6 separate regions of the Homo sapiens genome follow, and regions 2, 3, 4, 5 and 6 are each linked to region 1. The links are chromatin loops, found by intact Hi-C in ENCODE. Cell type or tissue: heart left ventricle. All regions are shown on one strand.

Evidence for each region. A loop is a pair of places that touch in the nucleus more often than their neighbours do. Peaks named below come from ENCODE experiments on the same cell type or tissue, not always from the same donor. Only the 100,000 strongest peaks of a DNase experiment are listed, where the experiment ranks them.
Region 2: it touches region 1 in a loop (5-fold over the local background); 91 of 110 quality-filtered maps call a loop at or near these places.
Region 3: a loop joins it to region 1, with 8 times the contacts of the local background. A loop is called at or near these places in 24 of 110 quality-filtered maps.
Region 4: a loop joins it to region 1, with 2.5 times the contacts of the local background. A loop is called at or near these places in 9 of 110 quality-filtered maps.
Region 5: it touches region 1 in a loop (3-fold over the local background); 6 of 110 quality-filtered maps call a loop at or near these places.
Region 6: it touches region 1 in a loop (16-fold over the local background); 103 of 110 quality-filtered maps call a loop at or near these places.

Annotation. Positions count from the first base shown.
Region 1 is chr4:16,024,269-16,028,268 of GRCh38, forward strand. It overlaps PROM1 (prominin 1), which reads right to left. Exons shown (of 28, transcript NM_006017.3): 6 at 924-1,044; 7 at 27-90. Among named protein-coding and RNA genes, the nearest start is that of PROM1, 58 kb to the right of the region's middle. In heart left ventricle, a CTCF peak has its summit at 2,092 (motif pointing right); no DNase peak of the experiment used is centred here; H3K4me3 peaks cover 440 bases; H3K27ac peaks cover 201 bases.
Region 2 is chr4:16,197,429-16,201,428 of GRCh38, forward strand. The region is part of intron 3 of TAPT1 (transmembrane anterior posterior transformation 1); the gene reads right to left. Among named protein-coding and RNA genes, the nearest start is that of TAPT1, 27 kb to the right of the region's middle. In heart left ventricle, a CTCF peak has its summit at 1,923 (motif pointing left); no DNase peak of the experiment used is centred here.
Region 3 is chr4:16,441,795-16,445,794 of GRCh38, forward strand. All of the region lies in intron 2 of LOC105374505 (a long non-coding RNA gene), which reads left to right. Among named protein-coding and RNA genes, the nearest start is that of TAPT1-AS1, 220 kb to the left of the region's middle. In heart left ventricle, a CTCF peak has its summit at 1,906 (motif pointing left); no DNase peak of the experiment used is centred here.
Region 4 is chr4:16,162,763-16,166,762 of GRCh38, forward strand. TAPT1 (transmembrane anterior posterior transformation 1) reads right to left here. Exons shown (of 14, transcript NM_153365.3): 13 at 3,871-4,000; 14 at 1-775. The coding sequence ends at 546. Among named protein-coding and RNA genes, the nearest start is that of TAPT1, 62 kb to the right of the region's middle. In heart left ventricle, no CTCF peak of the experiment used is centred here; no DNase peak of the experiment used is centred here.
Region 5 is chr4:17,467,206-17,471,205 of GRCh38, forward strand. No RefSeq gene overlaps it. Among named protein-coding and RNA genes, the nearest start is that of QDPR, 43 kb to the right of the region's middle. RefSeq lists an enhancer at 3,527-4,000. In heart left ventricle, a CTCF peak has its summit at 1,619; a DNase peak (open chromatin) is centred at 3,636.
Region 6 is chr4:16,262,782-16,266,781 of GRCh38, forward strand. No RefSeq gene overlaps it. Among named protein-coding and RNA genes, the nearest start is that of TAPT1-AS1, 38 kb to the left of the region's middle. In heart left ventricle, a CTCF peak has its summit at 2,251 (motif pointing left); no DNase peak of the experiment used is centred here.

The sequences.
Region 1 (4,000 bases):
GTGAAGCAACTTTAAATTTTACTCACTGTTCAGATCTGTGAACGCCTTGTCCTTGGTAGTGTTGTACTGGGCCAATATATATTTGATTTGCTGAAAAAAGAACATTCTGTGAAACCTCCCCTTCTAAGGTCCAAAGGCAATAAGAGGGCAAAAAGAGATTTAATATACAAAAGTTTTCCTGAATCAGGACATTTTCAGGTAACCAGCAAGTTCCTAGAAACCTTTCTGCTTTCTGACAAGTTGGAACCCATGAGCATCACACATTTAGGCTGCTTCCTGCCCAGACACTTTTTAAAACGATGTTCTGAATAGGTAATTCATCAACATACTTCTGGAATACAGAAGAAAGGGTACTTCCTCTCCCATCCCCAACCTTCAACCATCCCATTGCCCTTCTCTAAAGACAATTTGTGTGTCCGTGAGTATGTGTACGTGTGTGTGTGTATGTGTGTGTGTGTGATAGAGACTGCTTGTGTGTCCTTCCCAAGGAATTCGATATATCTATGCAGACATTAGCAAATGGATGTTTATAAAGCTGGATGGTTTCATTACAAGAGTAACTTTGTACAAGTGATGGAAAGTTAACTATACTGCCAAAAAGAAAGGATAATAAGGCCCAAAAACTTTCATTTTTTTAAAAAATCATAAGAACCTTAAAAGTGTTAAGTCCTTCTATAATATGTACTGTAATGTTAAGTTATATCTCAATAAAATAAAAACACCAATTCTGAAATTCGGCTTTTGTACTCTTGAAAATCACTTTCCAGGGCTTTATTTATTCATCCAGGACATTAACAGATAACACCAGTCTACGCTGATTCACTGTGTTTCTAGAAGGTTTGATTGAGATTCCAAATATACACAGGAACTCCAAAAAACCAAAAATATAAAGCATCGCGGTACATAGAGATGATGGTTTTTACCTCTGGAGTTTCATTCAAGAGAGTTCGCAAGTCCTTGAAATTGCTATCTGCCAGTTTCCGACTCCTTTTGATCCGGGTTCTTACCTGGTGATTTGCCACAAAACCATAGAAGATGCCAATGCTGCAGGAAAAGGCAGAGAGAAGAAAGAGCATTTACTGTGTGGTCCATGGTTCTTTGTCCAGGTCCAGGCAGCAGAGCAGGAGTCAGGGAGGAGCCCGCAGAAGGACTGGCCTTTCCTCTCCCGCTGCCCTCTCCTCCCACATCCTTCCCACCGCCATCCCACAGTCAAACCACCACCCACGTAGGGGCTACAAAACAGGACTCAGTCCTCTCAGAGGAGGCAAATTTCCATTCTGTTCAAAATGACTCTCGTCAATGGAACAATGTTCACAACAAATTGTGGAGGAAATAGGTGCAAAAAGGTTATAAGGCAGCATGCATGATCCAGTCCCATTCCTGTCCTCATGTGAATGTGTGTACACACCCTCCTGTGTGAACATATGCATGTGTGTGAACACACACACACGCACACACACACACACACACACTTCTGCTCCCTGACCCCCCAAAGAAGGCTATAGAAAAAAACATCAAAATGGTTAAGAGTACTTGGGCTTCTAAGGCTTTTGGTTTCTCTAATTGTCTGTTAGTGCCTGTATTGTCCAGGTTGGAAAGTAACATGAGTTACTTTAGCATTAAAATGGTATGTGAGAAGCCACATACAACAGAGCACCTATGTTTTATTTCATCTACAGAAAGTGCAAAAACAAGTGAAACGGTGGTGCTGGAAGTCAGTGGTTATGCCCAGAGCAGGGGTAGAATGGCAGAGTACTCTGTTCGTGGGTGGATTCACTTCATGGACACTTACGCATATGTACTTGTGAAAAGGACACTTTCCTCCATGTGAAATATACTTCAAAAAAAGCTGCAAAAACGCCATATGAAAGGCATCTTACAGGAAAGCCTTCTCTATGTGAAAAAACCAAAACGTCTTTTTTCAAGCCATCTAAAATGTCTAATGTAATAATTTTTAAGGGCTCTTACTGTTGACTAGTTACTAATAATCCTTTGACTTAAAATAATTTGACCAATTGGCCTGTTTTTGTGGCAAAAAACGTTCCATTAGAAGGTGCTAATTGCCAAGGTTCTGTTGAATTTGGCCACTAGATGGCAGTAAGGAACTACATAAACATAGCCGAACTATTTTTACCTGCAGAAGCAAGTAAAAAACTTGTTAGTTTGTAATCATCCAGTGGAAGATGTAGATATGGTTTTAGAACTAAAGTTTTGCAAATAATAGGCAAACTTTAAAAACATATCAGATGCAGAAAATCAATACATTGCCTCTTCAGCAAAAGCAATGTCTTGAGGCTTTATCGTGCATATAATTACGGGTAGGATGACTAAACATCCCATTTTTTGTACCTAAAATCCCATGTCCCATTTCTCCATCCTGGGTAAATGGGGACAGTTATTCACCCCACTTATAGTATAAATACATTCCAAGGAGCATTGGTTCATTACTGGTTTCAAAACATACTTTTCCTTTGCAGTATAACATAGGTCTATTAGGTTTCCCAAAATGCTCCAAAAAAGTTTATGTAATATAACGTTGAGGGATATTTCCTATGGTCAACAAGTTGCAGTGTACTGAATACTAGACTAGGGGCACAAGATTTGGGTTCTGGGTCCTGTCCTGCCACCACCGTACTGTACAAGCCAAAGAAAATCACTTTCTTTCTGTGGACTCCAGTTGGTACCTCCAAACTGAAAAGATCAGTTTAGATCTTTAGGTGTAATTAGATAAATTAGATCCAGTCTAACTTAGATTAGATAAGTGCTTCTCAAGCTGTAAAGGAGAGTAGTACTGGATGTACACGTTCTCTAAGATTTTTAAGTTTGGGTTAATTCTGATGGTAATCTTATAAAATAAATATTAACAATATTCTGTCCCATTTGGAATGACCGCCTTATAATTTGTCCTAAATTTGCATTGGTATTTTGGGAGTCAATGCACTACAGCAATAAGAGTTATGAAATCAGGCACTCATGCCAAAGAGGTCAAATGACTCAAAATAATGATTTTGGAGTTTTGTGAAGAAGAAACACACACACACACACACACACACACAAAAGTTGAGTCAGCAATGCACCTGGAGCTTGCTGCCATGCCAAATTCAAAACATGCTAGACCATGACAAGTCAGGCTCACCACCTGAACATACCTGATGTTCACAATGGGGACTCTTGCTCTCTCTTCCCAGCATGCCCAGATTATTTTATTCACTCGTCAGATTCCAGATACAAGAAGTCAAAGTGAACTTGGGAGAAAAGCACCAGTCCAAGTCCACTTTCACTTGACCCTCACTGACCCCTCCACCCATCCCCAAGAGGGAGAAGAACCTCCTTGCCTTGAACTCCCAGAGGCTCCCTTTAATTCTGATGGGATATGTCTCACTTCAGACTCTAATGTGTCTTTATTCTTATCTATGTTTAATTTTCCTAAAAAGAGGTGGAAACTACTTCTTTGTTAACTTTGTATAATGCAGTCTTGTCTACACCGGGTGCTCCAGGAAGGTGAGTTTAGGGGTCAAGCTTTGGTTTCATTTGGGCTATTTAGAAGACTGGCCGTATGTCTAAGTGTGAGTCAGAAACTGTCTTTGTGCCTTTATTGAATAAATGTCCTTACTCACAAGATCATCAGTCAGTGAAATGAATTGCAATACATTTCACTACAACACTCGATTTCAATGCTACATATTTTAGACCTACATTTCTACTAATCGATAATAGATCTAATTAAAATTAAAGCATTGATAATTTTTTAAAAAAACTGTACTAAGCTGGGTGTGGTGGCACACGCCTGTAATCCTAGCTACTTGGGACACCGACATGGGATAATCACTTGAGCCCAGGAGTTCCAAGTCCAGCATGGGCAATATAGCAAGACCCCATTATTAAAGAGAAAAAGAAAAAAAATCTCTACTAAGTATAATTATAGAGTAGAAGTTAGTGATTTTCAAAGCTGATTTTCAAACTAATGCACAAAGTAAATTTTGTATTTAAATTCTAATGC
Region 2 (4,000 bases), 170 kb after region 1:
CTCTACAATCTTCTTTAACTTTTAACTTACGTGACTGAGAATTCTAAAGCACAAAACGAAGTCACAAATTTCAGGAGAATAGAGGGCTGACAAAAATGCCAGGTAAATCAAATGTACATAATTAGCTATTTTTCATTCAATTCTACAAGCAAATTTGGAAAAAGGATGTTTCGTACCTCTAACATAATATAGAGCAGTCTGCTTTTCTGAAAAACAAAAAATTCTATCATTCTTCCAAGGAATAGACACTTCATATAATAAATCAAAACTTAGTTCTGTTTTATATGTCATGAATCATTAAAAAGATTATCCTCGTTCAAGAAGTTTCTCAAATGATTTCTAAAATGACACTACTCTTATCTGGGAAAGAGGGAAGATATACATAAGTGAATCTGCTTTTAAAGAATTTAGATGCATTTTCTAATTTTTTTTTTAAGTCTACAACAAAATATTTGTGGGCAAAGATTTTTCAAGGTTGTTAATTCATCAGAAACTATTTCAGTGAAGTATTCTTGAGATCACTGAGGACAGACATTAACTTTTAGGGAGGGAGTGCATCCTTGGCAAACACCACACACAAATATGACTGCAGATAATTACCCTGCCAACATCTCATAATGAACAGTACTTAAACAACAGGGTCAAAGCCAGCAAAACACCCTGCTGGATGAGCCATCATGATGAAGGCTGGGTTTACTTAAGGCACTGTAGAACCACCCTTGTCCTCAGCCTTAGTGAAGGGACAGGGTCTTTATTTTACTTAAGTCAAAAACCATGGCAAGTTTGCAGAAGAACTAGAAATAGGTTCAAATATTAAGTTATGAAGCAGAGAACACGGGGGTCTATGTGCTTTAAAAAGCTTCTCACAAATGCTGTACAAGATGTAAATCTGCAAACAGATGAGGTGAGAACACTGATCTCAAATATAAAAAGAAGGCAATAATTTACATTATTGATGTGATACTGAACCAAACAGTTCTAGAGTCTGCAAAGAGTTACTGTTTTCACGTCAGCATTGTGATTAATTTGACAAATGGACTGTTTCCTCCCTTTTGTGAAAACAATTTCAAAGAACAAAGAGACTAGGAAGACAGTAAGTTTTTACAGAAAGAAGATTGAAATACAGGAGAGTGAAAAAAAAAAATTATTTAAAAAATTGCAATCAACTTCTTTGCCAGTCTATTTCACTTCTTCTTATTTCTTTGAAAAAAATAAAGTCAGACTGAAGGAAAGAGCACTTTTTGCTTGCTGAAAAGGATGGAACATGACATCACTACAGGCAAGACAAATCGAATAATCTTTAATGGAAGTAGAAAACACAGGAATAAAAGCTATCAGAAGGCAAAATCTGGCTATTTCTAAATAATCATTTGGTAAACCTAAAAAGTATTTTTATATTCCAAAATATTTGAAAGGTCTTAGACTTAATATTAACAATAGCTTTGTTTATGTAACTTTTACCTTATCAAATATTTCAAGTTTCGTGACTTTAAAAATAATGCTCAAAGAGATATTTTCTAAATTGCTCAAAGAAACAAAAATTGCAGCCTATATTACTGTAAGCACAAATTACTCAATTTTGATAAACCATACTTAAGGCACTAAGACATTAGGCAGGATTTTCATATTCTGTGTAACCTGGCCTATCCTCAAAGCATTTATAATTGCCTGAACTCCGTTTCATTTAAAATTTAAATGAAAATTTAAGTTTCATTTAAACTCCTATCATTTAAAATTGCTGAAACAGTTATATAATTTTAACTGCATTTCATGTTTTTATACATATAAGTATTTATTAGTGATAGCATGAAATTAATTTTTCAGTTAATCCAAAGCAGAAATAGTAAGAAGTGTTTGCAGGGGAAATCCTCAATGGAGTCTTAAATGTCATGTGTAACAGGCTGCCCTCTAGTGTCATTTTAGCTATAAAACTTTGAAAAAAGAAAACATCTTATTTTCAAATGATACTCAAATTAATTTAGATTCAAAGTATTTCAAACTAATGTAAGAAAGCAATCATCTTATGCACTACAAAAAATCTTAAAATATCTAAAAAAGGTTAGAGGTAGGGATCATTAACCACTAGTAAAAGTAAATACTGGCAGAGGATTTAAGATTTCCCAGTTCCCTGTAACATCTTTTAGTTTTTAGAACAAACACTTTAAGAATTTTTTTTTTTTAAAGAGACAGTCTTGCTCTGTCAACCAGGATGGAATGCAGTGGTGCAATCACAGCTTACTGCAGCCTCGAATTCCTGGGCTCAAGGAATCCTCCTACCTCAGCCTCCCAAGTAGCTGGGACTACATGTATGTGCCACCACAACTGGCTAATTTTTTATTTTTTGTAGAGACAGGGTCTCGCTATGTTGCCCAGGCTAGTCTTAACTCCTGGCCTCAAGCTACCCTCCCACCTTGGCCTCCCAAAGTTCTAAGATGACAGGTGTGTACCACCGTGCTGGTCTAGAAAAGACTCTTCTAATGCTATTTTATGTGCCCTGTACCCCCACGTAACAGGGGCTACACAGAAATGAACTTGAGTGCAACACAGTTTTAGATGCCTGTACAATATAACAAGGTGGAACTTCAAACAACTGTCCCCGAAGAGAGACCCTTGGGATCACTGGCAAATCACCACTGTTACTTAGTATACCTCATACGTGTGCTAACCAATGCCCAAGGAAGGGACCACTCCAGAAGGAATACAGTCATTAGCTTATCTATCATTTTAATGTTTTACCACATTGTGCCAACAGCCACTAAGAACATGACATGTCTTTAAAAGCCGTCCACATAAAGATGGCTAGAACATGAACTTGACGCACACTGTTGATCAAAGAATAACTAAAAAGTAATGTAGCTCATAATGTAGATGTGAAAAGCCCTACATAGTATTAGTTATTTTCTTTCTTTACTTGAGACAGGGTCTCACTCATCACCCAGGCTGGAGTGCAGTGGCATAATCATGGCTCACTGCAGCCTTGACTTCTCAGGGTCAAGTGATTTTCCAACCTCTCAGCCTCTGGTGTAGCTGGGACCACAGACATGTGCCACCATGTCTGGCTAATTTTTTAAATTTTTTGTAGAGACAAGTTCTTACTATGTTGCCCAGGCTGGTCTTGAACTCCTGGCCTCTAGCGATCCTCCTACCTTGGCCTCCCAAAGTGCTGAGATTACAGGCATGAGCCACCACATCCAGCAATATTAGTAATTTTATGTCATGTGTTTCACCTGACTTTATCTAAATTTCCATGTTTCTATTCGCTTTATCCCGTTCCAAATAAAGATGTATATTTGGTAATGTTCTATTAGATTGTATTTGGGTCTTCTGAAAATGAACTAAAATGCCATGATATCATGAAGCTCCCAGGAGTGATAAAAGAAAATAGTTTATTGTGGTTAGGTTTTGTTAGTATTAATGCACCACGCTACAAATGCCTTTAAAAAGGCTTGTTAATAATAAGGCCTTCTTAAAACTTCTCCCAAAAGAAAAAAGGATGTACTAGAAATGCCTTAAAGCAAATAACTAAATTTCTAAAACTACCTTCCCATTTGATTAACTTGTGATTAATAAAATATGTAACACTAATTCACTGTTATCCTGGAAGGCAAGTAAGTTACAGAATATAGCATATAACAATGACAGGAGCTGAATTTTTATAATTGTTTTACTCCATGTAATCTTGCAAAACAAGCATTTTAAATCCTTTTATAATGTGATCATCATAATAATTATTCCAATTTATACTGGGAGGAATTTCTATCAAAACTGATTGTCTTATTTTTAAAAAGACTGTATGTGTTACTAAATATCAAGTATACGCTCATTTACTACTTTAAAAAAGAACCTTTCATGGCTTCAGTCTTTTAAAAAAACAAACCATATAAATGTGTATATCGACCACTAATTTTTAACTCAACTGCTATGGTTAAATTATTTTATTAATTATATATTTTATACACCACGGAACAGTCACCATAGTTCAATGAAGTCTCACAAATTA
Region 3 (4,000 bases), 420 kb after region 1:
GTGGCATATAGCATACAAATTTATTTTTCATTTATGAGTCTTAAGTGATTGTCACACTAATGTGTATGTATATATATATATACACATATATGTGTGTATATATGTATACATACATATACTTATATACATACATATATGTACATATATACACACACACGTGTGTGTGTGTGTGTGTTTCTCCACCCTTTCCTGTCTCCTTGAACTATTGAGATGATAGGAAAAAGCTTTAGGCATGCCAAAATGGAGATATATTTGTGCCTTTCAAGTGACAGTTTTGAGGATCACTGGCCCACTGATGCTTCTATCTCTTTAAATTCTTGATTCAGACCAACTACCTAGAATGAACCTTTTCCAGGAGAGACTGTTACCCAGTGGACGAGGAGATGGTAAGGCATAAGTAGGTGCAGCTGGCATGGTCTGACAAGCGTGTACCGTAAAATGAAATCATCGCACCAGAAGATTCGAGGTGATAAAGTAAAATATGGAAATTTGAACAAAAAAGCAAAGCAACTCATTGGAGAATTAAAGGCAAGACTAAAAGTCTGGAATAAAGGGGTAATCGTGCTTCATTTTATGGCAGTGGTTTGTGGTTTTATTGATTGGTTGACTGATTTGTCATTTGTTGAATGCCTATGTGACAGATTCCCTAACAAGGGCATCTGTGTGTGTTATCTTGATGAACTGTAATTGAGAACTGTAGTCTTGATTCCTTAAGTGTATAGACTTGTCTTGTTTACTTTTAATTTTTTTCACCTCCAACATAACCAAGTAGTGATTATAAGGCATCCCTGTAAACCTTTTAAGCTGCTTTTCTATGTTTAAGGACATTCCTATCTTATGAGTTTGCTTCTTTCCAAGGTGAAAGCCAGAAACTCACCTTCCAACTTTCCTTGCTCTGGGTCAGACACAATGGTGTGAGATGTCCATGTGGAAACTAGTGTAATGGATATCCAGGTGCTAGGCAGTGACAGGCACGTGGTCCATTGCTGTGCAGAAGTAGCAGTGTTGGCAGAGGTTCTAGTGGTGCCCCCAGCATCAGAGGAACAATCCATGTTATCTCTGCCCAGAAGTGGCAGTGGTTGTGCCACTTCTGAAGCAGTCCTTTGTTGTAATTTGAAAGTTATTCCTGAATTTGTAGTCTTCAGTCTTACTTCAGTCTTTCCTTAAATTCCTAGAGCTTTTGTGATCAAACCAGTTGAAATAATCTCATAACTGATTCAATGTCATACTCACGTTTCAAATTTCAAAATGATAGCCTGAGAACTATTTGAAATATCTTCCTTCCACATCAAACACCTGAGAATGATAGAATTTTTTTAAAAAAATAATAAAATATTTATTTTAGAAACAATAAATAAATAAGAAAAAGTAGCTTTTAAAAATTAGAGAAAATGGGCTGGGCGCAGTGGCTCACACCTGTAATCTCAGCACTTTGGGAGGCTGGGGTGGGTGGATCACCTGAGGTCAGGAGTTCAAGACCAGCCTGGCCAACATGGCGAAACCCCGTCTCTACTAAAAATACAAAAATTAGCCAGTCATGGTGGCAAGTGCCTGTAATCCCAACTACTTGGGAGGCTGAGGCAGGAGAATCGCTTGAACCTAGGAGGCAGAGGTTGCAGTGAGCCAAGATTGAGCTATTGCTCTCCAGCCTGGGTGACAGAGTGAAACTCCGTCTCAAAAAAAGAGAGAGAGAGAAAACATTTCCTGGACCATAAGCTGCAAACAATTCCTAAAAGAAGGGAAGGCTGTGGGTCAGTCAGCTATTGCTGTGTAACAAACCTTAAAAATATCAGTGGCATATAGCATGCAAATTTATTTTTCATTCATGAGTCTTAAGTGATATGTGTCACACTAATGTTGAGTTTTATCAGTGAATTAATGGTCATCTCAGTAGTGACACCTGCTGGTCAGGAAGTAAACTCCATTAGTGGCTTTCCATTACACTCTGGATTAAGACCCAAATCTGTAACATTGTCTACAGGGCTCTGTGTGCACTCCCTCATCTCTCACTACTTCCGGCCTGGCTTATTCCATGGCAATTACGCTGCCTTCATTTAGCCCCTCAAATCAACTGGAATATTTCTAGACTTGAAAACTTTGCACAAGCTGTTCCTTCTATTCAGAGCACTAACATCACTCTACTTCTCCAATTTGCTTGGCAAATTCCTTTCTCTTCAGAAATCAGTTTAACCTCATCTTACCTATACCTTCCCTGTCTTTCCAAGCTAGAATAGTTTTCCTTATTATCTGCTCTTATGATGGCACCTGTTGCTTTCTGTTTGTGTCACTTAGTCACAATATAGTTTTCTATTATATGCCATACTTTGTTTAATGTCTGTTTCTCCAGTGTGGCTAGAAGATATTTGAGGGTTGGAATCATGATGTTTTTGTTCAGTGTTGTATTATGAATTATTGATCCAGTGTTGGGTTTTTGGTAGGTTTTCAAGAAATATGAATGAATGCCTGTTTAAATAAACTGATACGTCAGGGTATGCACAACTAAATTATGAATATATACCAGTGAATTTTGTGAATGTAACTTTTGTGGTTGACTGAGTAAAACATGCACCTCTGTGAAAGAAAGAACTGTAGGGAATTTGCTAGTGTTTGGTTTCACAAAAATACTGAAAGTTAGTTTGTCTATTATTCTAAGATTGGCTCTTAGGTAATCAACATGTGTCACATTAAGTTGAGCTTTACCAATGAACTAATGGTCACTCAGTAGTAACACCTGCTCTTCAGGAAGGACACTCTTCCTTCTCCCCATTAGCTATAATATTTTTATTGTCCTCCTCTTCACAGCTTCTATCAAAACTTGAAGTAGACAAGGACCTGATATGCAATGGACTGAATGTTTGTGTTACCCCAAAATTCATTCGTTAAAATCCTAACCTCTAAAGTGATGGTATTAGGAAGTGAAGACTTTGGGAGGAGAGTAGTTCCTGAAGGGAGAGCCCTCATAAATGGAATTAGTGCTCATAGAAAAGAGGCTCCTTCTACCATGTGAGGTTATAATGAGAAGACAGCTGGCTGTGAGGAAGAGAGCCCTCACCAGACACTGAATCTGCTGGAGCCTTGATCTTGGACTTCCCAGTCTCCAGAAGTATGAGAAATAAATTCCTGTTGTTTATAAGCCACCTAGTCTATAGTATTCTGTTACAGCAATCCTAATGGACCAAGATGTTTTTACAACTTGTACATATTGTTTTACAATCTTGTACATTGTACAACAATGTACAAGAAGTTTTTAGTTGCCTACCTAACCATCCTATGCTCTTTCTTGTTAATTAGAACCAATTTTGTTCAGACCTATCAACTTCAAGTCCAAGGATTTTATAAGAGATGAGTCCAGCCCTAGTCCTAGGTATGAGTCTTGATTAGTTTCAACCAACTATGATGATTATGAATAGATTTTCATTAAAGAAAATTGAGAACTCCAAAAAAGTAGAAAACATACTGATATTTCACTATGCAAATGCAACCACTTTCCATATTTTCTTGAAATTCCTTCCAGTCTTTTTTCTATGCACCAGTGAATTGTTTTAGCATATAGTATTCATAACCTCATATGCTATCATACCCTACCTATTTACATATAATACATTGTGCTCCTTTTTCTAAGTCTAATTCATTCTAATTTATTTTTATTGGCTGCATATTTCTTTAAGAAATTATTTCTCAACTAACATAAAGATGTTACTGTTTGTATTAGTTTCCTAGAGCTGTGGTAACCAATTACCACAAACTGAGTGGCTTAAAACAACAGAAATTTATTCTCTCACATTTCTGGAGGCTAAAAGTCCAAAGTCAAGATGCTAGCTGGCCATACTGTCTGTGAAGGCTCTAGGGGAGAAGCTTATCCAGGCCTCTCTCATGGCTTCTGGTGTTGCAGGCAGTCCCTTGCCATGTAGATGCGTTGCTTCAATCTGTGTCTCCATCCTCATATGGCCTATCCTTGTGTGACTCTGTATGTCTTCTCTTTTTCTTATAAGAACACTAG
Region 4 (4,000 bases), 140 kb after region 1:
TATTCTGATTAATTAAGATACATCTTTAAGGGTTATTCTGGTGGTAAGAACATTTATCTTGACTTATGTTTAATTTTTTTAATGCTTTGGCAGATGAAGTAACGTTTGAAAACTGTTTGTGAAAATAGTATGAGACTGGAAAGATTACGTCGTGGTAAAAGTTTCACAGTTTTCCAGGTATTTCCTTATACTGAAGAGGCCTTGAGGCAAATTCAACATTCTGGAAGCCCAGACTGACAAAGCAAAACAGATTTTGATGTTGCCTTTGTTGGGTCCTGGAAATGATGCTGCTGCTTGGCCAGGCAGGAGGAAGTTTTATAATCCATCAAGCTTCCCAGACAGTCAAGGCCGGAGGTCGCTCCTGTCCTGTGGTCTGACCCTCAGCCAGGCCATATTACTGGAAGAAAGATACTAAGATTTGCTTGCCAATAATAATTTAAGTTTTTAAATAAATATTTAAGTGCCATGTTTAGCATCTATTTGTCCTGGCAACACAGCACTTGTTGCCCCAGGACCCAGCTTCTTCAGCGCATGAAGCCACAGATTCAGTCAATTCGGTTTCCACAAATTGTGAACCTGTCTATCTCTAACAAATCTTTCTTTGAGGATCTGTGTTTTAATTCAGAATTGTCCTGCGTTATGTCCTTCTCGTCACCATCTGGAGTTGTCAAAAACTGATCAGAATTGCTTGTCACAAGTAATGGTATGATATTTTCCTTTTGATGAATAGGTTGTTTGGTGATGGAGGCAGACAGGTTTTCTTCTGTGGAAAGGCCTGTGATAAAATAGATCCATTAAATTAGAGAAAGACTTTTCTCCAATTATTAATAAATACAAACTTACCAATACAGTGGTGCTGAAAAAAGTGCCCATTATCCATGCTTTCCGATAAAGCAAATGATAACCAAATAGCATGTTGTATAAGCAGCCATCATTTATAATAAAACTTAGAGGCTAATCATCTGTTTGTTCAACTTTATGGAAGGGTACATTACATTGCTCGTATCACACAAACAATGCCATCACCCAACTGCAGAAAGATCACAACTCCTACATTACGGCTCCTCTCTATATAATCAAGACCTAACATGACTGTTGGCAGTCCTGAAACATTAACACTTGCTCCAATACAGAACATCAGGGAGTGGGCCAAGAAGACTTTACTACATTCCACCTGTCATCTGTAGTCACTTCAGCTACAGATGGTTTAGCATCATCATCTCTGGGAAGTCCAAACCAGAGGTTAAAAACAAACAAACAAATAAACAAAACCCCCAATGTTCATTTTAGGCCACAGAGATCCTGGAGCCTGGCTTTGGGGACAGCTGGGCTGGGGCCTGGAGAGACTCATCTGAATCATACATTCAATCCATGTAAGAACAGCTTCTTTGAGGCAAAAAAGACACACCATCAGCTGTACACATTTAAAATGTATAATCTGATGAGTTCTGACATGTGCATACACCTGGTCACACTACTGCCATGATGGAGGTAATGACACATCCAGCTCTCTTGTAGTAATCCCTCTCTCCTGCCCTCACCCCCAGAACCGCTGTCTTTTGTCTCTTTTACAACGTGATGAATCTGATGCAGCTTTGAGAGACAGCCCCCTCCCTCTCTTTAGCTTGACTTCAACACCCTCCTGCATGTTCTCCAGTCTGTGTTCTCCTGACCTCCAAGACATTCTGAGCAAACACTCAGGTCGTCATCCTGAATGTACTTCTCATAACATGACCCCTGAGTCAATGGCCCTGCCCTGCAGTACGTGCTTAAAGCTTTTATCCCCATTAGACTGGATCCTCCTTGAAAGCAAGAGTGACGCTTACTAACTTTTTGTTTTTATATTTTTTGTAGAGATGGGACTCACTAGGTTGCCCAGGCTGGTCTCGAACTCCTGGGCTCAAGCGCTGCTTCTGCCTTAGCCTCCCAAAGTGCTGGGATTATTAAAGGCATGTGCCACTATGCCTAGCCTAACTTCTTAACTAATATGCGTAACAAGAGAACACGTACAGGCCCCACTATGAATTACCTAGTTGGTTGAAAAAAATGCAATCCTTATTACTAATAGTGTTCTTATAATGAAAAAAATAATTTCCCAGTGATTATACACATTGTTATTTTACTTTATTTTCGCTTCCGGTTAAGTACAGATGATGAGCACAGACCCACTTTCAGGTAGGACTCCAGTCCAGCCCAACTCTCCTCTCCTCCCTCTTTCTGAAGCACACTCCACACTTGCCATATTGAGCTGCTAGTTCTCCAGACGCTTTTCCAGGTCTCCATGATCTAACTCATGCTGGCCCTTCTGGAGTGCCCTTTCCACCAGTCTGCCCTGGGCCAGTTTCATCCTTCAAGCTTTTAGTTTAGAAGAACCCCCCTCTCCTGTCCCTCCAAACCCTCTGCTCACCTATTTGGACCCCTGTAGTTACATGAGGCCTTGAAGGACATCCTTTATTTTTCTCTCTTCAGCATCTCCTCTATGACCTTGCACACAGTTATTCCACACATTTAAAAACACATCATTTAGGCCAGGCATGGTGGCTCATGCCTGTAATCCCAGCACTTTGGGAGGCCGAGGCAGGCGGATCACGAGGTCAGGAGATCGAGACCATCCTGGCTAACATGGTGAAACCCCGTCTCTACTAAAAATACAAAAAATTAGCTGGGCGTGGTGGTGGGCGCCTGTAGTCCCAGCTACTCGAGAGGCCGAGGCAGGAGAATGCCGTGAACCTGGGAGGCGAAGCTTGCAGTGAGCCGAGATCACGCCACTGCACTCCAGCCTGGGCGACGGAGCAAAACTCCGTCTCAAAAAAAAAAAAAAAAATACATCATTTAAACTAAAAGTTATATGAACAAATACCTCTGTGAACAGGGAACTGCCACCTAACAACAAAAATTAAGTCAACGTCCCAGTTCTTCCTCCAAATCTTCCAACCCAGAAACCCTGGAATCATCCTGAACTCACCTATTCTTCTCACACTGCATAACTTCCTCACCAGCAAATACTTCACGCAAACCTCCCAGGTCTATCCAGAACCTGGCCAGGTCTCCCTGCTCACACCACCTACCCTGCTCCTGGCCAGATAGCTGCCTCTCTGGTCCCTACCTCTGGGCCCACCCCTCTGGAGTTTATTTTCCACAAAGCTTGAGAATGATCCTTTTAAAATGTCAGCTGCACCATGCCACTGCTCCGCTCAAAGCCCCGCAACAGCCCCCTTCCACCTGGAAGGTTCTCATAACAGCCTGCAGCTCTCCATGGTCCCCAAGACCCCCTCTCCAGTCCTTTTCCCTGGGATGGGCCACTGCAGCCATCTGGCTTTTAATGTCCTTTGATGCGCCAAGCATCTTCCTGCCTTGGTGCCTTTGCTGGGCCTGCCGGGCCTCTGCCTGGGAGCTGCTCCTGGAAGGCTGGATGTGCTGTCTCGGGCTCCAGGACTCTGTGCAGTGCCATCTCCTCACACTTGGGGGAGGGCCCAACTCCCTGTTGTACTTCCCTTTCCCCGTCCTGCTTTTGTTTTCTCTGCAGTTCCCCGTCACTTGACATAGTGCATATTTATTTCTCTCTACCCCTCTTCCCGACAATCTAGAACAAGCTCCATGGGAGCAGAGAATTGCCTTTCCACCCCACTGCTGTATCCACTGGAGCTGATGTGTCGCAGATGCTCAATGTTGAACAGCGAATGAGTAAATGGAAAAACTCAGAACACTGGGCCAGGTATATATGGGATGAAATCTAAAACACAACCATTAAAAGACCCAAAAATCTATGCAAAGGGAAACCAATCTTTAAAGCGTTGCTTAACATTGATCAAACTGTGATTTAACTCTTTGAAAATGATCCAGGGAAGTGAAGAAAGGGACCAAACCTACCTTGAGAGGGTTTACATTTGTTCTGTGATTTACTGGACGGCTTGCCTGGAGTGCAGGTTGCGGGAGGATTCGACAGCTTCTCTTCCATTTTGGCTTCCTTCACATACTGGCACGATTTCCCCAACAGCAC
Region 5 (4,000 bases), 1.4 Mb after region 1:
GTAACTATAAGATGATCAATTTGTATTGTTTTAAACCAATAAGTTGGTGGTAATTTGTTACAGCAGCAATAGGAAGCTAATACACTATATACATTACATTATGTAGTGTATTCCTCAGGTAATGTTTATTTTTTATGCACTGTCTACTTATCCTCATCCTCACAATAATATCCATGTATTCATGGTTTTGATGTGGTTGCTATGTATTTTCCTAATACACATCAAAATAAACAACAGAGCGAGACTCTGTTGTTTATGATTATTAAATAAGAAGCGTTCACCTGTGTCCCTCCCCATACCCCCGGTACACCTGCCCCGAGGGCACAGTGTGGATCCCACTTTGGAAAATTCTGGTGCAAAGGGACGCTCAAGGCCCTCAAGATGGGAAACCAGAGTTCCACGCCTGGCTCTTCCACTGATGGCCTTGAGCGGGTCACTCTGAAACTCCTGCTCCCTAGCACTCTCCTCTGTACAGGGGTTCCATAGAATTTCTTGTTGGACCGCAGCCCTCTGCTGTCCACCAGGATTACCCAGGACAGTCGGTGGCTGAGCAGAGAGTCAGCCAAGGGTTTCCATTCCCTGGGCCCTTAAACCCATTCCTCTTACCTGAGTTCTCCAGCTTGAACCCCCCACGCCACCCCACCCTGTACATGGAGTCAGAAAGCTGAAGTTTAGAGCAATGACAACCTCTCTCCACTCCTCTTTTTCCCTCCGGAGCATCTACGCATCAAGCCTGGATGACATCAAAGAAAAAAAGCTGCTTCACGTCTCCCTCCACCCTCCGTCGGTCACTCTGAATCACACTCACATAGAGAGAGGATCAGCCAACCACTCCAGTGTGGTTTAAAGGCAGGAACACTACAGTAGAAGTTCAAAAATCTGGTTTAAATATGGCTTCATGACCTGCCAATCCGGTGACCTTAGCCTCTCTGATACTCAGTTTCCTCCTTTGTAAACAGGGAAAATCTGACTTAGCTCAAACTATGAGTATGAAGATTCAATGAAATAACATAGGCTCAATCTCACAGCACCAAGCCTGATACATGGTAGGTATTCAGCAAATGTCACCTGAGCCTAAATTGGAATCAATAACCATTTCCAAAGTGTGCAGAGGGGACGGACACTGTACAGGGACTCCTGATACGTGACGGCAGGGCACAGACCTTTTCCCATGGCTGGCGGACATACTGAGGTCTACACTGCTGTTGCGATGACTGTTGCTGTTTGTGTGCTGTTGTTTGAAGGTGGATTGGGCTTTCACGATGTTGCAAACTTGGCGATGTTTAGGAAGCTGCTACTATTACATTGGTGCAAAAGTAATAGCGGTTTTTGCTATTGCTTTTAGTGGCAAAAACCGCGATTACTTTTGCACCAACTTACACATTTTTGAACCTATTTCCACTTCTGTGAAGTAAGCCAGAGAAATGAGGGGAGAAAGGGTGAGGGGAAGAAGACAGGAAGGCAGGAAAGGAGCGAAAGGCAAAGTGAACAGCAGCAGGTCTCCAGTGCTTGGGGTGACTTATCGATCTCAGATCCACTCACAGGGCTGAGCAGAGGCCCCACTAGGCAAAGAAAACTGAACCAAGTTTCCCACGCTAGTTTTCCAAGACGAATTGTCTCATCGGCTGCCAATGCCTGCCCCCTTGCAGAAGTTCTTCAAACTGCTTGTATTTTTATTTATTTATTTATTTATTTATTTATTTATTTTTAATGCCAGGACACTTGGAAAGGCTCACAATGAGAAAATGTTTTAAGCTTCCAGAGGTTCCCCGTTGCCTAAAGATAAAAACCACCTGACAGAGATCCTTCATGATGCAGCCCCTGCCCACGAAGACACCTCTCCTCCATGCACTCCCCGCCAGCACTTTATCCTGTAATGATAACAAGCTCCATAGTTCCCCAATAATTAATTGAGTTGATAAGAGGCCAACTTGGGAATGAGATAGACCAGAGTTCAAAATTCTGATGCTTTTTCCTCTAGCTGTGTGGCTCTGGGTAAGTTATCTAACTCACGGCTGGGCACCGTGGCTCACGCCTGTAATCTCAGCACTTTGGGAGGCTGAGGCAGGTAGATCACCTGAGGTCAGTAGTTTGAGACCAGCCTGGTCAACATGGTGAAACCTTGTCTCTACTAAAAATACAAAATTAGCCAGGTGTGGTGGCACACGCCTGTAGTCCCAGCTACTCGGGAGGCTGAGACAGGAGAATCACTTGAACCTGGGAGGCAGAGTCTGCAGTGAGCCGAGATCATGTCACTGCACTCCAGCCTGGGCAAGACAGAGTGAGACTCCATCTCAAAAAAATAAAATAAAAGAAAGAAAAGATATCTAACTCTCTCAACTTGTTCCTCATCTTTAAAATGGGAATAATAACAGCACTTACCTCCTAGGGTTGCTCTAGAATTAAATTAGAATTAAATGAGGTAACGCATGAAAAGCATCTTCTAAGGGTGCTTTATGCCCCATGCACTTTAGCTGCCAAGGGTAAATGCAGCCTGTTCTTTCTTTTCTTTTTTTTTTTTTTTAATTATACTTTAAGTTTTAGGGTACATGTGCACAACATGCAGGTTTGTTACATATGTATACATGTGCCATGTTGGTGTGTTGCACCCATCAACTCGTCATTTAACATTAGGTATATCTCCTAATGCTATCCCTCCCCGCTCCCCCCACACCACAACAGGCCCCAGTGTGTGATGTTCCCCTTCCTGTGTCCATGTGTTCTCATTGTTCAATTCCCACCTATGAGTGAGAACATGCGGTGTTTGGTTTTTTGTCCTTGCGATAGTTTGCTGAGAATGATGGTTTCCAGCTTCATCCAGCAGCCTGTTCTTTCTACCCCTGAGCCATTCACTTAACAAGCGCTTATTATGCATTACTTGGATGACAAAGGAGGCATAGTCCCTGCTTTAAAGAACTTGTAGTTGAGTGAAGAGACAGAAATATAAACAAGTAACTATTATACTCTTAATTTGACAAAGGCAGTGTTTGAGTTAAATATAGCTTGTGTCCCTCTCAAGTCAAGCAAAACCTAAGATAAGGGATTGTATGAACTAATTTATTTAAGGAAGTGGTCCTCGGAAGCAGAGTTGGGGACTAGGGGCATAGGAAGAGTGAAACAGGGCAGGAGGGAAAGCCAACACACATTTTATTATGTTGGTGCAAAAGTGATTGCGGTTTCTGGTATTACTTTCAATGGTAAAAACCGCAATGACTTTTGCAGCAACCTCATACCAAGCTGCATCACGTTCTAAGTAACTGGGAATGATGCCACTAGAGGCTGTCTAAGGAGTGGTGAAGAGTGATGTGCCTCATTCTGACACATCGTCAGAAGGACAGGAGGGGAACATTCGTCCACCAGCCCGTCTCCCAGTGGTCAAGTGTGTTGCCCCTTGGAGCATTAACTCTCCACCCTCCCAGGTTTGCGCATGTGTGAGTGCCTGGCACATTTCTGCAGACATCCCATTCCTCAATGTCAGGCAAGCCCAGAGGCAGAAAGCGAGGTAGGCAGGACAGCCAGGGACATGCGGTCAGCTTGCACTTGCTCAAAGCTGGTGGCCCCAGCCATGACTGGAATAAAATGTGGGCAGGGAGGATGCAAGGCGAGGCACAAGAGGTGGCCAATGACGACACAGGAAACTGTCGGTAGGAGGGGCACCTGACCCAGCCCAGCCTTTGGGCAAAGGGATGGGATTTTATCAGATAAGGGTTCCTGGAACGGATGACTATGCCAGGTCTAGGAGGAGTTAGCTGAATCAAGGTGGAGAAGAGGAGAGAAATGGCTGGGCTAAAGCAATGGAGGAAGGTGGAGTGCAGAGGCAGGAGGAGGGCAGGTTCAAGGAATAATTAGGGGGTACAATTGTCAGGGCGAGGCGAGGGACGGGATGATGAGTGGGGAGTAAGAGTGGTTGTGGATAACGTGGTTTCTGACCCCCGTGTCTCCACTCAAGACAGAAAGGGAGGAGGAGAATGTGGCTCCCAGGATGGATACTGAGCTCTGA
Region 6 (4,000 bases), 240 kb after region 1:
ACAGAGTCTCTCTCTGTCATCCAGGCTGGAGAGTGCAATGGTGCGATCTCAGCTCACTGCCACCTCTGCCTTCCGAGTTCAAGCGATTCCCCTGCCTCAGCCTCCTGAGTAATTGGGATTACAGGCGCCTGCCACCACGTCATGATGATTTTTGTATTTTCAGTAGAGATGGGTTTTCGCTATGTTGCCAGGCTGGTCTCGAACTCCTGACCTCAAGTGATCCACCCGCCTCAGCCTCCCAGAGTGCTGGGATTACAGGTGTGAGCTGCTGCGCCCAGGCGCCATATTAGTTTTGACTGTTTATATGAATAGTATCAGATAGTATACACTCTTTTGTGTCCGGACTCTTCAACAAAGCATTTTTGAGATTCATTCATGTTGTTATCAGTAATTTGTTCCTTTTTATTTCTGAGTGGTAGTCTATTTATAAATATACCACAATCTGTTTATCCAATCAAACCACACATTTGGGTTGTTTCCAATGGTTGGCTGTTATGAACAAAGCTACTATGGAGATTCATGTGCATATACATATGCTTTGATTTCTTCTGGGTATATACTGAATAGTGAGATGGTAAATATACATTTAACTTTATAAGAAATTGTCAGATGGTTTTTCACCAGCAATGTTGCTTCTTACCTTCATTAATACTAGATATTGCCAGTCTATTAAATTTTATCCATTCTAAACTATAAGTGCAGTTATATTTTATTTTGGTTTAAATTTGCATTGGTCTAAAGACTAAAGATGTTGCCTATCTTTTCATGAGTTTATTAGCCAATAAAGCATCCAAGTCTTTTGTCCATTTTTTACTGGATGTTTGTTTGTCTTCTTGTTATTGAGTTGGAAGAATTCTTTATATATTCTGAATACAAGTGTTTTCTCATATATATGGATTGTGAACATTTTCTCACAATCTGTGGCTTGTCTTTGCATTTTCTTAATAGTGCCTTTTAGAAAGGACAAGTTTTGATAAGGTCAAATCTATCAATTTTTCTTTTATGGTGTGTCCTTTCTATTCTATCTAAGAAATCTTTGCCTGTCCCCAAAGTTGTGAGGATTTTCTTTTGTGCTTTTTAATGTAAATTGTTTTCCGCCTTGTAGAAGCTTTGTAGTTATGGCTTTTTCACTTAGGTCTTACCCATTTTAAATGAATTTTAATGTGTGGTGTGAATTAAAAATTGAGTTTTTTTTTTTGCGTATGGATAGTTCGTTTTTTGCATATGGATAGTTAGTTTTTCAACACCATTTACTAAAAAGACTACTGTATTTCCATTTGTTTATTTTGGCATTTTCAGCAAAAATTAATGGGCCGTATATGTTTGCATATTTCTAAACTCTTCATTGTCTTGTCTTCCACTGATGTGTATGTCTCTCTTTGTATCTCTGTCATACTGTCTTAGTTACTGCAGCTTTCAAATAAGTTTCGAAATGAGGTAGTTTAAGTTCTTAAACTTTATTCTTTTTTTGTTTCAGAATAGTTTTGGCAATTCTATGTCATTTGGATTTGCAAATTATTGAATTAACTTGTCAATCTTTACCAAAAATACTTGCTGGAAATTTGATTGGGTAGAATTGACATCTTAATAATATTGAGTCTTCCAATCTATGAAAGTGACTCTCTATCAACTTAGCTCTTCCTTAATTTATCTCAGTTTTCTGTAAAAAAGTTCAAATTTGAATATGGACAATTCTGCATACACACACGCGCACACACACACACACACACACACACACACAGAGTTCAGGCCAGGCAAAACATGTTCATGCCCTGAATTTGTAGAATGCTACCTATGGCCTTAAATATTTCAGTTGCATTGGTATGTTTTTTTCTGCGTCAAAAATTTTGGCATTCTTTTCTAGATCACTAATTGCCAAATAAAATCCTGACCTTGAGAAAGACTTAATTGTAACTAATTGTTGGTATCTTTTAAAACTTCTTTTGGCTTAGAGGTGAGTTTTCATTTCCTTTATCTAAATATTAATGAAGAAAAGATGTCAAAGAGAATCCTAACCCCTCTAGCCATTAGTTCCATAATTTTTACTTAAAATAGAATGTGTGAATGTGTGGAGAAAAAAAGTCCTCTAAAGGACTTTAGAGTTATGCTGAAAAAGGACTAGAACTCTTTCTATTATTTTAGAATCTTTGTGAGGCTGACATTTGCTATTAAAGTAGCTTGTTACAGTTTCGTTATTTATAACCTTATAATGTCATTATTTGTTATTACATGCTGCCACCTAGTGAAATTCATAGGCTTGACGATAAAGAAGCAGGAGAGCTGTGCCTGGGATCTCAGATTTGTGCTTTTTGTTTCTGAATTTTGATAAGTATCGGGATTTTCCCAAATTATGTAGCACTTTAGGGTGAAAACACTGGTATAGGTAAGATTTCCTAGGAAAAGCTCTCTATAATATCTATATGTTTAGTCTTTTTTCCTTAGGAGAAAGTTACTTTGTTAGATTTTTGGAGGACCAAGATAAAATTCAAAGGGATATTATGTATTAAACATGTTTTAGCCGTACTTACACCTGCTTTGTTTTGAAAATTGTCATTTTCCCCAGATATGTGAAAGTTTAGGAAAAAGGGGAATTTTCTGGAAAAAAAAAGTCATCATTAGTTTGATTTTTTTTAAAGAAAGTTGCTCCTGCTCTACCAGGCTGCAATCTAATAAATATTTCCTATTATTCATGGCTTTTCCTGCCATTCCCCATCACCAAGCCTTCTTGTGCCTAATTCTGAGGATTTGTCTAATTTCTCAGTGAAGCACTTAGGATTTGAAATTCATAATATGTTAAAAACAAGATCACTTACTACAATTAGATAGATTCATAGCATTTCCCTTAGCTAGCCATGACCTCAAACATTAAAAACATGTACCTCCCTTACTTTATAGAAGAAACATACACCCAGACAGGCCAAGTAGATTTACCCGGTCTCCGAGCTTCTTCATGGCAGAGCTGAGCTTAGGCTGAAGTGTCTTGATAGCCATCGAATGTGCTAGATGCTGGGATGTGCTCCTTGTCCTCGGTGAGAGAGCGGGATAAGACTTACCTGGTGTGGAGAGGAGCTGCAGTATGGTAGGAGGAGCAGGATTAGCTGCTCAGAACAGGGCACTTCTGCTTAGCAGCATCTGCAGATGTCAGCAGCCCATGAAGAAGGGCTCATCAGCAAAGTCTTGGCTCCCCTGTCCCTGCCCAGCACATGCAGGGCAAGGAGAGACAAGACAGAGCTTACAGGGCATGCTTCTGCTTTCTCTCGCTGAGGGCTGGCCTAAGCAAAGGGGTCCTGAGCTTGCAGGCTGGCAGCCCAAGCCATGCTCACTGCCTCCAGGAAATGAGTTTTCTATGCAAGCCCTCCTCCCCAAAAAGTTGTGATAGCAATATTAAAAGTAGCATTATTATTGGCCTGGCGTGGTGGCTCACACCTGTAATCCTTTGGGAGGCCAAGGCGGGCAGATCACCTGAGGTCAGAGTTCAAGATGAGCCTGGCCAACATGGCCAAACCCCATTTCTACTAAAAATACAAAAAAAAAAAAAAAATTAGCCAGGGGTGGGGGCACACACCTGTAATCCCAGTTACTTGGGAGGCTGAGGCAGGAGACTTGTTTGAACTTGAGAGGTAAAGGTGGCAATGAGCAGAGATGGCACCACTGCACTCCAGCTTGGGTGACAGAGCCAGACTCCATGTCAAAAACCAAAAAAGTAGCATTATTATTAATATTAATTATCAATATTAGCTTGATACTACCTTTTTCATAGCAGCAAAAGCAATGTTAGGGATAAGAGAGTGACTATATAACAATAAAATAAAAACAGGAAGTTAAAATAGTCTGACCCCACCTGCGGCTAAGAACATCGTCTTTCAAAAAGCTGAAGTAAATACCTAAAGAATTTCATGGGTATATTCTTACTAAATATGGGAGAATTTATCATATGTTCTCAAAATTTGATAAAACAATTTGTTTAAGGATTTAGAAAATTTGAGCAATACAATAAGAT